2 separate regions of the Mus musculus genome follow, and region 2 is linked to region 1. The links are chromatin loops, found by intact Hi-C in ENCODE. Cell type or tissue: gastrocnemius. All regions are shown on one strand.

The links. A loop is a pair of places that touch in the nucleus more often than their neighbours do. Peaks named below come from ENCODE experiments on the same cell type or tissue, not always from the same donor. Only the 100,000 strongest peaks of a DNase experiment are listed, where the experiment ranks them.
Region 2: it touches region 1 in a loop (4-fold over the local background); 5 of 42 quality-filtered maps call a loop at or near these places.

The regions. Positions count from the first base shown.
Region 1 is chr13:109,355,384-109,357,883 of GRCm38, forward strand. All of the region lies in intron 3 of Pde4d (phosphodiesterase 4D, cAMP specific), which reads left to right. Among named protein-coding and RNA genes, the nearest start is that of Mir582, 32 kb to the left of the region's middle. In gastrocnemius, a CTCF peak has its summit at 1,073 (motif pointing right); no DNase peak of the experiment used is centred here; H3K27ac peaks cover 1,550 bases.
Region 2 is chr13:109,758,207-109,760,706 of GRCm38, forward strand. All of the region lies in intron 5 of Pde4d (phosphodiesterase 4D, cAMP specific), which reads left to right. Among named protein-coding and RNA genes, the nearest start is that of Mir1904, 140 kb to the right of the region's middle. In gastrocnemius, a CTCF peak has its summit at 1,188 (motif pointing left); a DNase peak (open chromatin) is centred at 1,176; H3K4me3 peaks cover 1,676 bases; H3K27ac peaks cover 2,368 bases.

The DNA of each region.
Region 1 (2,500 bases):
ATTTCTCTCTGATTCTTACAAACTTATAAATGAGGCAAGAGAGATGGAATAGGCCAAGGGCATGAGACTGTTCTTCTATGTGTGATCAATGCTGGACAGTGTCGAGTTCTACCTATCTCTCTCGATATGGAAGCTAATTATGTTTGACAGTAATTTACTGAAGCGCATGTTTATTTGCCTAGTTTTATCTCAGAGGATAGAAGCAAATTTCTTGCTATATAAACATGTGATAAAGAAGGCAATGGCATGCTGTTTATGCAAGTCTCATGTCTTATGTGACACTTGGTAGGGAGAGAAAATATAGGGCATCTGAATTGAATTCTCAGCATCCCGCTTGCTTTCTTATTCATTTTTGTTAATAGAAATCAACATCCTAATGACATTGCCGCCGCCATTTTGTTCATCTGGGTCTTGGCTAACCCCTTAACTTGGGACGGGTAAGGATTTAGCATCTTTTAGTTTTAAAACCCCAAGTCCTCCATCTAACTTTCTAAACACCAACGACGTAAAGCATCTAGAGAGACGTTCCACTCCCAACCTCATGTGACAAAGCTGTAACCAAATCTTAGGCACATTAAAAATATTTTTAAAATTATATTCAGGATTTATGTATAAGATGTATACGAAACAAATGTTTTGTGTTTAGACTTAGGTATCACCTCAGATCTATCTCATTAAAAATACACCAGTATTTGGAAGTCTAAAACTCAATGCACATAACCACTTTGTATAAGTGATACGCAACCGTAAGTAGAGCTCTTGAATGTTATCTGATAACTTGCCCTCTGAGGCAAAAGCTACTTAACATGAGCAAAAATTAATTTTATTTGCTGATTTTAAATGCCACTTAGTTTGCTCGGAAGCTAAATTTTTCAACGTGCTCGTGAAAACTTTGCAAGAGTAAGTAAAGCATGCTAAACCTTGAGGAGAACCCCTGCAGGAACAACATCGTGAAACGAAATGCAAAGGCCGAAATAGGGCTGCTGAAGTTTGCTTTGGCCCCTGGTACTGTAATTGCAGCAGTGAACTCATTCTTTCTCCCATGTCCTGTCACTAGCCATGGAGTACACTGGCCAGTAGGGGATACTCTAGGCATTCTTATAGCTGAGTGGTGGATTGGAGTTTGAAGAAATAATAAAGACCATCTTTCTATATAGCTGTCGTCTGTGTGATTTTGGGGACCCCTGCTTAAAGCTCGGTCTTTGTGGTGACTTCCTCTGAGCAATCTTTCAAGCAACTTTTATGTCATTCATGTGACTGTGTGTATCCTTGCCAGTTACCTGTACTTCATTAAATGAAATACACAGAAGAAAACTAAAGGGGCCCTATAATCTAAATGAGCATCATTGTGGGTGGGAGTGGGGTGGTGTTCTCAAACCCTGAGGTTGAATTCCAGATATCCTCCAAAAAAAAAAATGTATAACTACAGAACTCTGCTCATCTTAGAAAAACAAAAGACAATTGTGTTGAGTTAATCTAAAGATGCTGCCAGGTAACTCTGATTTTAGAAGATGAAGTGGACTTTGGGAAGGAGAATTTGGAGAGAAAGGAAAAGTGAGAAAACAATTTTGTCATCCATCTTTGGGGAAAAAAAAGGCAAATAAATAGAGTTCAAATAATTTTCATGGAAACAATTTACAAAACATATACTTTGTATTGGAAGTATGAGTTAGTAGACACAAACTGCTTACGAGCACTGGACAGAAAATTTCCCTAGAATAAAGTCTTGACACCTCCAGAAGTTTGCCCTGTAGTGTTAAGGGGTGATTATTTCAATGTTCTAATCACATTCTTGCTTGTGTGTAGGCACTGTACTGCTGGTATAGGAAGCAATCAGAACCCAAGGATCCAAAGCAGGGACCAGAGCATTTAAAGCAGGAATTGGACCATCTCATGTGTGCTGTAGCTGTGAACTAGCCCTTTGGTGGGATCAATATGAATGTTAAAATCAATGGCTTGTTCATTGTGACTGATACCTCTAGGCATGTTGCGGAATTACTTGGGGTTACCTGACACGGGTCAGAAAAAAACAAAGCTAAGTACTAAAAAGTATGTTTGAATAGACTATCAGAGTGGGGCGGGGAGGGGGTTCCTAACCTATGAAGACTCTCAACCCTCTCTCAAGAGAATGCTGGAAGCTCTGCTTTGAGGGTTTGGGAGTTGGGAGAAGCTGTTCTCAGTTGTGGTTTTCGTTTTTGTCTTTTTTTTTTTCTTGTTCACTCTTCAGAAGAACCTGAAAAGTAATTTTTCACTTTCCTTTCCTGATATCCAGATGCCAAGCATCCAGCCACACAAGCCTCTCCTGTGCCTTTCATTCTGACCCTTGAGTGACACAGCATTTAATTTCTCTTCCGTTCACCTTGTCCTTCTAGTTCTTGGAAGGAAAGATGTAGACATGTCAGCCACGTATTCATCCACAGGGACCTGGTGGGTCTGTTTATCTACGAAGTGATTCAGTCTCAGTCACTTAGCCCATCAAGTATTTGTTAGAGCTCTGCAA
Region 2 (2,500 bases), 400 kb after region 1:
TCTACTTATTAGAACAGAGCCTACAGAATCCATCTGTTATTGAACATCTTGGGTAGGTTTACTTATCAGAACAGAGCCTGCAGAATCCATCTATTATTCAAATGTCCAAATCATAACCAGATTTAGGTACTAGCTAACATCTAAACTCTTTTATTAGTCTTAAGTTTTGAACTTTTTGAACTTCTATAAAAGCTCAGAGGCACCCCAGTCCACAGGAAAAAAAAATGTGCCAGCTTTAATTAGTTTGTACGTTTTACCTTAGAATGATTCTGCTCTGTGCTCAAATCTTTCAGTGTGTTCTCTTAGACATGAAGGAATCCTCTTTAGCTGTCCCTCATGTCCACTGCTCATCTCTTCCTGTTGAACATAGCAACAATTTAGCCAGAGTCCTTAGGGCTGATGAACAGAAATGAGTAAAAGCTGTGCAGGGGAGCTGGCTCGCCAGTCAGCTGCTTATTTTCCACTGCCCCACTGGTTTTGACTGCTTTCTAAAACCTAAAACTGGTAACAAGCGTTCAAACCCTAGAAACCAGCATCCTTGTCCCCTTTGGAGGCAGGAGATATGTCTGCTCTGAAAACAAGAACAATTGTGTTGTCTTTCTTGTTCCAAACTATGACAGTTAGTTTCGGGGGGTGGGGGTGGGGAGGGGGAATACAGTGGCTATTTTTACCACAACAGAGAATTAGTGCTCCGTTAGGAATAGGCCATCACCAATATAGTTTTAAGCTCCTGTATATCCCTTCCTGTTCCACCCCAATAGCAGTAATCTTGTGGCCAAGTTCATTGATTACATGGGGCAATGGGGAAAGTTCATTGTCTTTCGTTTGCTTTTTATTCCACTTTTATAAAACAAACAAATCAACAAACAAAACACAACTTGTGTGTCACCAGAATGAATTACAGCTAGCAACCTTCTACATAGATCCATTCTTACTAGACCGTGTCATTATGAAATCACCCAGAACTTTCTGACACAGAGAAGCAATCACTTCATGCATTTTAATAGAAGTATAACTTGGAAAGAGATTTGATTTTCAACAGAGGAAACGTTTTTTTATCCTGTAAATAATTTTCCACTAATTGTTTTGGTTTTGTTTTTTTCCTGAAGTGACTCCTAAGAGTCTTTGACCTCACAAAGACAAACCATAGCCTCCGCTCCCTGTATGTCACAGCCTGTGCTGTACTGCCACCCAGTGGCATCGGCTGTGCGTAGCCTGGCCAAAAAAAAAAAAATAATAATAATAATAAATCCAAAAACATTTTACTCATTCACTTTAACTGTTTAATGAAGCCAGCATAATTTTTTTTCCTGCCAACATCAGTGAATCCTATTGGCTAAGAAATGTTTGAAAGCACCCCGAAGAACATGAGAATTGTGTGTGTGGATATTCCCATGCTGTGGCCTAATCCATAAACAATATTTTCCTGGAGTGTTAGCACTGCTCATTGTCAAGATTTAGAATTTTTTCATCATTCCTTTGTTTGTTACTGTAAGCGATTACACACTTACTGGAGGTGGCTGAAGAGAAAGCAATGCCTTTAACTGTTAAGCCTAAGCCGTCTGGAAGAAAATGTAGAGATCCTTTAATAATAAGCTTTAAAGAGGCAAGAGAATTCTGGCTGTAGCTTCTAATGCTAGCCTGAGTCTATGCAGAGAGCTGCCCTGGAACACAAGAGAATCTAGGAACTTGACCCTTCACCCAGGGGCTCTGATAAACCCTTTTCCTCTTTTTCCTCTTCCTCTCTCAAGGCTTGCTTCCCTCCCGGGCGTGTCCTGAGGGACATTTCTATGAAGAATGTCTCTTAGTCACCCAGGCTCAGGGCAACATCATGTGTGACAGATTCATCTGAGAAATGTCTATTTACGCTTCTGCCAGGATCATATGTAGCTTACAGAGTGGAAGATATTTTTAACGTTTAAGTAGAGAACCATCTTTATCCTGCCACAAACCAAAACAGAGTTCTAGTACTCACATCTGTGTGTCTTCAGTGGCATTTACTACAACAGAGTACACAACTGCGTATGCAAAACTATAGGCTAAAAGTCAGCAGGCCAAAGGCCGGCAGCCAGAGCCTGGGGGAGGTTGCTTTTCTCAGTCTCATTTGGAAATGTGGCATACTATATATGCAGTAATATCTAAAGCAGAAATAATAATAGTAAACGAAAGTTAAGAAACAGAATAGTGTCAATGCTTCAAGTACTGCTTAACTGTCCCGCCCCCATCCATCCATCTGTCGGTCTCATTCCATTTGTCTGTCCGCCGAAATAGCAATCATTTGATTTTATCCAGATTATGGAATACAGTACAATTTACTTGACAACATTTTTGTTGTTGCTTAAATTCTTCAATAGCCAAAAGATAGGAATTATTTAAAATAAGTGTATAAAATGTGCATACTAAACCCCCCAAAATTCAGTTTAATATCTTACCAGTAAAACAAAGTTTAAAAACTGACCTACAGTTGAGGTATGGTCGTAAGCATCTTTAGTCCCAGCAA